2 separate regions of the Homo sapiens genome follow, and region 2 is linked to region 1. Evidence: chromatin contacts called from ENCODE Hi-C data. All regions are on one chromosome and are shown on one strand. The core of a region is the stretch at or near the end of the contact, and the rest is flanking DNA. Distances in the headings are between cores, read along the strand shown. Region 1 overlaps LOC105374971 (a long non-coding RNA gene). Region 2 overlaps CASC15 (cancer susceptibility 15).

What was found. Hi-C counts contacts between places; a loop is a spot of excess contacts on that map.
Region 2: a map of heart right ventricle shows a loop between it and region 1 (3-fold over the local background). The contact joins two enhancer-like sites. A Hi-C loop is called at or near these places in 2 of 168 maps with a recorded cell type or tissue (endothelial cell of umbilical vein and heart right ventricle).

Annotation. Positions count from the first base shown.
Region 1 is chr6:22,444,918-22,449,763 of GRCh38, reverse strand. The region is part of intron 4 of LOC105374971 (a long non-coding RNA gene); the gene reads right to left. Among named protein-coding and RNA genes, the nearest start is that of HDGFL1, 120 kb to the left of the region's middle. Within about 2 kb of position 2,347, at least 6 of the 41 ENCODE cell types and tissues checked have a DNase peak (open chromatin) inside an H3K27ac peak, as active enhancers do; they include endothelial cell of umbilical vein and heart right ventricle, where a contact is called at or near this core.
Region 2 is chr6:22,023,856-22,028,701 of GRCh38, reverse strand. The region is part of intron 7 of CASC15 (cancer susceptibility 15); the gene reads right to left. Among named protein-coding and RNA genes, the nearest start is that of NBAT1, 120 kb to the left of the region's middle. RefSeq lists enhancers at 865-1,576, 2,592-2,761. Within about 2 kb of position 2,846, at least 12 of the 41 ENCODE cell types and tissues checked have a DNase peak (open chromatin) inside an H3K27ac peak, as active enhancers do; they include endothelial cell of umbilical vein and heart right ventricle, where a contact is called at or near this core.

The DNA of each region.
Region 1 (4,846 bases), core at 1,098-3,597:
ATGGTGGCACATGCCTGTAATCCCAGCTACTCGGGAGGCTGAGGCAGGAGAATCACTTGATCCTGGGAGACAGAGGTTGTGGTGAGCTGAGATGGCGCCATTGCACTCCAGCCTGGGCAACAAGAGCGAAACTCTGTCTCAAAAAAAAAAGAAAAAAAAAGAGCTAAAAGATCCAGGTTTTGTAAAAAGTCACTCTTTTGTACTCAGACTGTAATGACTCTGGACAGATTAGACTGGGTTAAGGATTTTTTAAAATAGTCAAATTATGGATTATTTTATAATGAGGTAATACAGATATGTATGACCTCCTAAATGATTAAAAGAAATTTGTTTTAGAAACACAATGATTTTCTTCCTTGTAAAAGACATTTTGCCTAGAAATTTCTGTCTACTCATCATTATTAATAATTTTAAAAATCAACAATGCATGTTTTTGAGACACAGTCACGTTCTGTCGCCCAGGCTGGAGTGCAGTGGCATGATCTCAGCTCACTGCTCAACAACGCATTTTAATCACAAGTTTGCTTAACATCCATCAAATCCTGATACCTAAAATCAACTTACAATAGCACTTGATTATGTTCTAAAACATGAACCAAGTACTAATCCTAATTTTCAAATCTGCAAATAGGTAGGTACGTTTTATGAATTACTAATAGTCTTTAGTTGTAGTATATATATACACGAAAAATATGTTAAGGTGGTCTTAAATAAAGGCCCTTTCTTTTCAAACCCCTTCAATGTAATTTTACTGGCGTTCCAACAATAAATCAGATCATCTCCAGAGGTCTATTATAATATTTAATTCTACCATTTGTAATATTTATTCAAATAAAGGCAGTGCTTAGCATTTATAATGGCCATTTCCTTTCAGTAAACCAGAAATGGACTTACCCTATGTGAACTTTATTACTATAAAGAAACAACACTTCCAAATATTATGCATACTATATATCTTAGTCTATGTCAAAGAAAAACTACAGAATCATTCATTCCAAGTGATTACCACTAATTGAGGAAGCTATCTTCTCCTAGGCTTCGGGTCATTTAAAAAAGTGTCCCCCAGTTCTTTCAGCTGTTCAGATCTTACTCAGTGGGCCTCCCCAGTGCTTGAAGACTGCTGCTCAAAGCCAGATTTTATAGAAGAATGTGCAGCATGTCAAGTGATTCAGAGTGTAAACAGACTTAGGAAGCGCAGATACGCGAGACTGAGAAGCAACACAATAGACTGACCTTCTCATCAACCTCTTCCCCTCCCCTTTCCTTAACCATGGAAAGTCAGGCAAAGTCAAGGCACCAGAAGAAATAATAAATGAAAAATGACCCCCGCCAACTGTGGATTTTCAGTGCCTGATTACCCGCCCATCTCATCTTATGCATCAAAGAGCAAAGGGTATGGGAGAGCCGGTAGAGTAGCCAGGAAGAAAGGAAAAGAGGGATTATTTACTGGCCCTTTGAGATCTGGTTACCAGCCTGAAAAACAAGAACAGATGTATTTGCATGATTATAAAATAAAATGCCTTTCAAATAACTTAATCTTCAGGAATATTATAGTATATACATTTGTTTTTAATTCCCTAGGGATAGGCAACAGCCCGTGGGATCCTTTGTTTACCCGTGGGTATAAGGATGGAAGATTCTTACATGCACCCGGGAATGCATGCTAGTGAGCAACACGTGTGAGAACCAAGAGGATTACAGTATTATCCTGCTATTGTTTTCTGCACTACATCCACTTCAATCTACAGGACAATGAAAACAGAAATGGGCCCAAGAGATTATAAACAGGCTGTTGCCATTGAAGTCTGTTCTTCTTATGTTGAAGCAGCCCAGGATGCAGGCTTTGTTTCTTCAGGTTCTATCAAAAACCCTCCAAGAATGTGAAAAGAGTTAGTGGAGGTGAAATCACCCAAAAGGCAATTACTGTCTTCTCTCTCAGAGGAGTCAGTTTCAGCCAAGCAGACATAAAAATATAAAGTTTCCATCATAGCTGAAAGGTTCAAAGCCAACAGGCAAAGTACACGGGCTTTGGAAATGTTCGTGGTTAGTGGTAGGTAAGAAAGGATATAAACGCAGCAGCTCAGACTAAATATGAATTTCAGGGAAAAGGGAAGAACAGAGTGCAATGCTCTCCCACACTGTGCTTCCCTAGGATGGACGCAGACTTCATTTTCCATTTGGCACAAAAAGAACCTAGACCCACCCCAGCTGGATCATTCAAAAAGCCCTCAACGTGTTGTGTCCGCAGGGCCCACTTTTGCTCTGAACTAGGCCAGCTGGGCCAGCTGTCAAAAGGCTGAGCTCCGTCGAGTAGCAGGAGGCCATCAGGGTCACATATAAAAGCAAGCTGACTGGCTCATAGGGCGACAATCACATCAGACAAGGTCGGCTCACTTTTTCCATTCCAAGTCAGGGCTGGCCTGTAACGGTGATACGGTCATATTAATAACAACAGGGACATTAAAACCTTTCAGGGAAAGGGCTCAAAATGCTTTCCAAGGAAAAGCCTGCTATTAATTCCCCAAATGACAGATAAGACAACTCAGGCTGAGAGAGGGAGAATGATTAGGCCCAGAGAGCACATATGAGTTGGACAAAACTGAAAGAAAGAACTGAAGCCCACCCTCCCAGGTCACATTCTGGTCCTCAGAGTATTTTTCAACTCCACGGGGGCCTACTTCCTAAAAGACTGACTGCTCTGTTCTCAGGAACTGCAGAGGCTGGGCAAGACTCTCTGTACTCCATGTATTGTTTTAAAGCCTTCATATCCCACTAACTTACCTTCTGATTTAAACAGATAAGGGTCGTCTTTACTGTTTCTGTTGCTTTTTAATTTAATCCATTAAAATCTGCTAGAATTGCAAAATAAAAACCAAAACAAAATGTAGAATTAAGAAAAGCGGGCAGAAATGTTTACTCCTCCCACTAGCACAAGCAGGTGGTGTAATGTATACTCATAAACACACTCATCCCAAAGGTACAGCTTCTCATATTCCCCTGAGTAATTCAAACAATAACTAACTTGTCATTTGCTTGTTATTTCTCATTTAAACTAAAACTAATCTTTCAAAGTTTCCTATCAAACATATCAGAAATACTATGACTTTTCTCCATTTATAGTCTAAGATGATTTTGGAATCACAGAGTTACCTGGGCCTTCTTTCTAAGCAACTGGCACACATTGCTAAGCACTTTCTAATATTAAAGAGGCTATATAAACTTGTGATTAAGAGAAGGGACTTTGAGGCAAAGCTCTACTATATATATATAGATATATATCTACTATATATAGATATATATATCTATATATATCATCAGGCAAGGTTATATATGTTATGTATGTTTTATATATATGTATATATAACACATATATATTTGAGACAGGATCTTGCTCTGTCAGCCAGGCTGGAGTGCAGTGGCATGATCACAGTTCACTGCAGCCTCAACCTCTTGGGCTCAAGCAGTCCTCCCACCTCAGCCTCCCAAGTAGCTGTGCCACCTCACCCAGGTAGCTCTACTCTTTATGAGCTATGTGACCTTGGCAAGATCCTTAACCTCTCTGTCCAGCTTTCTCATCTGGAAAACAGGAAGAAGAATCACATGCTTCCTGTGGCTGTTGAGAGAATGGTATGAGCCAACACATGCAAAACGCTCACATGAATGCTCTATGCATAGCAAAGCCACTGCATGCATGTTAGTCCACAGACGAGCTTCCACTTTATGATAGAAAAATAAAGTTCTATGCCATGACTCCTGCCTGGGGGAACCACACCAAAGTGAACAGATGGAAAACAAAGTATGATTTTGGCATATTGTTTGGCTGAATGACAATAGGTAGTGAAGACAGTTAAGTAGAAAAGTCATTGCAGTAATCAAGGAACACTTCTTGTAGGAAAGGAATGAAATTTTCATCAAAATAGGAATAAATGCTTCCTTGGTTCTCTTTGGGTTATTCACAGTCCCTCTTATATTGTATACTTATTAGAGTATGACAGGAAAATGCTGGATTCAGAAATAATTATGCTTGTCATACAAATTTTTTAAAAAGAGCAAGAGACAATCCAATGGTTATCAACTGTCTGATGAAAGTGTTTCCTAGGTAGCTATTTATTTTAGAATAAGAATGACAGTAACTATTAAAAAATATTTCCTGCTTTTTAATAACTGCACCTTAAGATAACACTGGTGTTCTGTCTCATCAACTGAGGCCCTATTCAACCTGCTGAATCCGACTTCAGTCACTCATTCATCAAATGTGGTTTTTTGACATTTTTTCCCCTACCACCTCCCAAGCACCGAGTACTGAAGTGTTAGGAATTTAGAAATAAATAAGACACATTCCTTGTCCTCAAAGTGTACCTTAAACCAGAATATTTTAATTAATATTTTGATTTTTCTAATAATATATTCTTATATATTTACTTTCCCAAATTGGAAAATTCAAAACGTTACACAAAAGATTAATGAAACAGTGATAAACCTGCCACACAGAGAAAACCACTCTGGTATACATGTCTCTGATCTTTCTCATAGGACAAATAAATAAATGCAAATGCAATATAATCATGATAATACCATTAATTGGCCTTGTTCATGGATATAATAAAACTTTTCTCAAGCCAGTAAAATTTCTTTGAAGGAATCATCTTAAATGTTGTATGCTGTTCTCTCATAGGCATAGTCTATGAAACAATCGCTTCAACATTACCGAAAGATGAAGATGAATCTTTGACTAACTACTAAAGACACTGTAAATTGATGTATATCCCACAGAGATGGTGTGCGGGATAAAGGGAATCACTCCTCGGAGAAGCAGGCCACCTTTATATATTCAATTGCCATGACC
Region 2 (4,846 bases), core at 1,597-4,096, 420 kb after region 1:
AAACAGGGAAAAGCCATTTAATATGATGCCTTCTTCCTCCATTCAAACGCCCATGAGCTGCTACCAATGTGCTCAGCAGAGAGTCAACTGCTTGGGTGAGTACAACAGGAAGTGTGTGACATCGAGGCTGCTCATTAGATGCTTCTATTTTTGAGTAAAGAAAAGAACCAACACATCAAATAACTATAAGAAAGAACAAAAGATCATTTATTCCAGCCCAAAAAATTGACCATGCAACTAAAATGGTTAGTTCAACCCCACAGTGGTTTGGGGGAAAGAAGCTATTATCACCTGCCTGCACAGAAGATGTTAAATGTTTAAGCTCTGAGTCCTGGCCCTACGATGTCTCTACAAGAGCAAGGAAAAGGGAAAACTAGACTGATACAGCAACCACCCCTGATCAGGTAAGGTGGGGAGGAATGGAGAGAATTGACTCCAAGGTACCACCTCAAATGTAGCTAGGAAGAAAAGAAAGTATGGTGCTATGGTAAGGTAAAAATATCGTATCTCTATTTTTATTTTTTGAGACAGGTTCTCACTCTGTTACCCCAGGCTAGAGTGCAGTGGCACAATCACAGCTCACTGCAAGCTCCACCTCCCAGCCTCAAGCCATCCTCCCACCTCAGCCTCCCAAGTTGCTGGAACTACAGGGGGGCATCACTATGCCTGGATAATGTTTGTATTTTTTGTAGAGATGAGGTTTCACCATGTTCCCCAGGCAAAAATCATCTCTTTTAAGCCAACAGACCCAGATTCAAATCCTGCCCCAGCTACTTGCTAGTTGAACTGGGCAAGTGGATTAACTTCTGTTTTCCATTCCTTTCATGTAACACTTATCTATCACTGCATGCCAGGCACGCTTCTAAGTACTTTACAATTTAATCCCAACAACAAACAATTGAGGTTAGTTCTGATATTATCCCCACTTTACAAATGGAGAAACTGAGGCACCAAGTAGTCCTATACCTCGAAAGTGGCCAAGTTATCATTTGAATCCTGGCAAAATCATTGATTTCGGCGGTCTGGCTCCAAAATCCCATCTCTGAAGCTCTACATTGCCATATTTATAAAAGACTTACTTTTCAGTGAAATATATGTACAGTACCCAGCACAGTGCCTGACATTTTGCAGAAGTTGAATAATTTACCTCCCTTCCCTCACTTCTCCCTATTCTCTCTCCCCACACTGTGGGAGGCTGGAGGCAAGATTCTGCACACACAGAAAGGCAACTACGCCAATCCGCAAAGGCCCAGGGGCTCTAGGGCAAGCTAGAAAACAACCCTCTGTCTTAATCCCCTGACGCCTGGAACAAGAGCTCTAACTCAAACAGAGATGTCCGGCATTTCCAGCCAGAGACTGCCTCTATTTATTACAATCTGCATTCAAGGCACAAGGGCTGCAGACAAGCCTTAGGGAAACTGAAAGGTTTGTGATTTTTGCACTAGCAGCTGTATACATATATGTCTAACACAAACACAACACCCCCCCACCCACGTCTAAAACTTATATTGTTCCTACCAGAGGGAAAAATGATCTACTTTCCAGAACCTTCCATTTCCTAGAAGTTGGCAGAGTTTCTGTATCAGGCTGCGGCTTCTTTAGGACAGCCTGTATATTTCTGGGGAGCTAAAGGATGGAGTCTCTTTTGAAAATTAGTAAGAACAAATTAGGCCCAGTGGCCCAGGGGAGCTGTGTTGTAAAACATGAGAAAACTTTGTTTTCCAACTCTTTGGCAGTATTTTCATAAACTGATGACAATGAAAGGACAGAGATTATTTTTGTACATTGATATTATTCTAAAATATCATGGAGAAAGGTGTGAATGTTATCAGTTAAATGATTTAGTTGGGTAAATAGTGACTGCACAAAATAGAGGATTTATATCACTGGATTTTTCTAAGTACGCAATGAGGACATGTTGCTAATTATAAGAAGTTCACACATGCTACCACATAAGAATGCTTTCTACACAATCTTTCTCTTTCTCCTTAATTAATAAAAAGACCTATGTTACGCTACGGGAACATAAGAAAATTATTATGCGAAAAAAAATCACTATAATCAAGCATTGAAACTATCACTATCACACTGACCCTGAGAATTTGCTAACGTAGTTTAAAAGTAATTAAGAAGGAAAGCTAGCCTTCTACATTTTCAGTCTCGGTCACTGTGGCTACTGGGTTCATCGATGATTGCCAAATCTTGCAAAACTACAGTCCTCTTATCCATGTGGTTTTTAAAACTATAAGCTTCTATTGTGAATAAGCTTGATTTTCTGCTTTAGAAATCCATCAACTGCCAGTCTGTTCTCACGGCATATTGCTAAGAGAGACTCCACAAAGAGCCCAGGTGCATACACCATGAATCAAGTTCTTCATACATTTTAATTACAGTTTATCACAAGTGGGAGAGGTAAGTGAAGAAGGCTTCTTCATAAAATGTTCATTAGAAATGGCAATTTTCCATAGGGGAAACAAAGATGGCATCCTTCAACTTGTTAATCTGAAAAAGTCCCCAGATGTGAATTGTGCCTCTGTAAAAATCATATGCAAACCACATTTAGGCCTGTGGCTCAGCCCAAAACTTTTGAAGAGGGGAGTAAGGGACAAGGAAGGAAACGGAGTGAGCAGTGAAAGAGGAAGATGAAGTTTCTCAGACTTTGTGGACATGTACAAAACAGTTCTTTCTACTTACTATTTAAGCTATTACCCCCTTGCAGGGGGGAGGTTTGTTATCTCCTTAGCCATTTCAAAAGCCTTGGGAGGGAGCAAGCCAGTAAGGGAGTTTTTCTGTGTGTGTCTGTGAGTCAGCAGAAGCCGGAAGCCTTACAAAAAGACTTCAAACAACAAGCTGGAGAGCAGGACAATAGCTTCCACCTCCAGACAGTGAGAAATTGCATTATCCTGAGGGATCACGGCCACCCATGCTCAATGGAGATAAGTAAGAACATTCTCTGCTCTGGCCAATAGGAGATCTGCAGCTACAGCTGCTCACAGAAGCTCTGGGTGGCCTCCATTCCAGCGGCTCCAAAAGGTTTCAAGGCACAAAAACACTGCTGCCGGGTGGTGCTCCCAAGTGCAGGGGGTGGAGGGGAGAGGCTGACGAAGACGAGGGTGGCAAGCTGCATCCCCCCACCAGGTGCTCCAAATCCCCTCTCCCAGCTCAGGGAAATCACAAAGAGGTCTCCAGGCGGATTCCAGCCAGGCGGCTGGTGCAGAGCCTGTGCCTCACCACCACCCACAGCAATGAATGGAAACTGCCCCAGAGACTCCAGAAAGTGGGGAGAAATTCCCTGCTGAGCAGTTCAGTGCTCTAGGAGCAATAGTGTAATTAATGGCACTTACTGAAAGAGCGGGGCATTCCAAATTCAGCCACAAGGAAGAAAGACGCCTTACCACACACCCTACACAGCAGGCACAAAGCCCCTTGTCATGTTCCCTTTAGAGACTCAGGCAAATCTGATCAGGAACTGACATTCGCAGTACAGTTTTACATTTACCAAAAGGCATTAACTGTCCCCTGAGAGAAGAAAAAAATCTTCACATTTGACGGAAAGTTATGTGAAAGTTACAGTATGAGCTCACTTTGAGGATACCATAAGTCACATAGAGGAATTACCTGAGTAAAAACATTTATTTCACTTATTAATAGTATCTGATATCCAGTTTTATAGTACTTCTTATGTTTCCCATTGTCATAGGTTATATATATATGTTTTTAATTTATTTTGAGACAGGGTCTTGTTCTGTTGCCCAGGCTGGAGTGCAGTGGTGAGATCACAGCTCACTGCAGCCTCCAACTCCCAGGCTTAAGCAATCCTCCCACATCAGCCTCCCAAGTAGCTGAGACCACAGGCATGTGCCACCACACCCTGCTAATTTTTTTAATTTTTTTTGTAGAGACAGAGTCTCACTATATTGCCCATGTCGGTTATATTTTTAAATCTTTCCTTGCCTACAGCTAATATCTACATAGTATGTTTGATTGACAAGAAAAAAAAAAAACTAGTTGGAAAGTATCAGATATGCTGCTAATACAGAAATCTCATATTTGCATATAGTCCCCAGACCAAACAACCCCTCTGCAGAACCTAATGTTGTACAGAAACTCTTTTTAAAGAAAGAGTATATATTTTTATTTTCTTTATTTACATATATACATACACACATAAAAAGAGAGACACACTTATGAGTGTGTGTGACCGTGACAAGCAAGAAGGGATTCTAGAAGGATGCAGAAGATGGGAAAGGTAGTACTAGAACTGGAGCACTGCTACCACCTGAATGCTGACAATAACATTTCATGCAAAACCAAAATGGATGGAGGTTTTAAAAATTAAAATTAACTTGTCTGGCAACTAGTGCATTGAAGTGGAGGTTGAAAGACTAGGGAGACCTTTTCCACTCAGCCCTTGATTTGCTGTGGGGCCTACATCAAGTTGTGCTATGCCTCTGTTATAACGTCTGCAAAATGGAGATAACACTTCCTGCTACCTACCTCAGAGAGCTGTTAGAAGATTAGATACCGAAAAAGAAAATCCTCAAAGCCCTTTAAGTTTCTCATACATATAAGACATGCAATGTAATAAAACACCCGTACTCTCTACAAAAGCCCTGAGAGACTCACGGCTATAGAAATAGGAAACAGACGCCAGCTGTACAGCATGGATGCATTCACAATCAGGGAGGCTGGCTGCAGATTCCAGTGACAAGGCAGGGAAAATAACTCTGACATTCACATGTACTCAGACAAAACACCCAGGAAAAGGGAGGAAAATAGTATTGTTTCAGTAGAGCACCAGTAAGTGAAAAGAAGCAATCTTCACAGATAACATTCCTAATTCCTG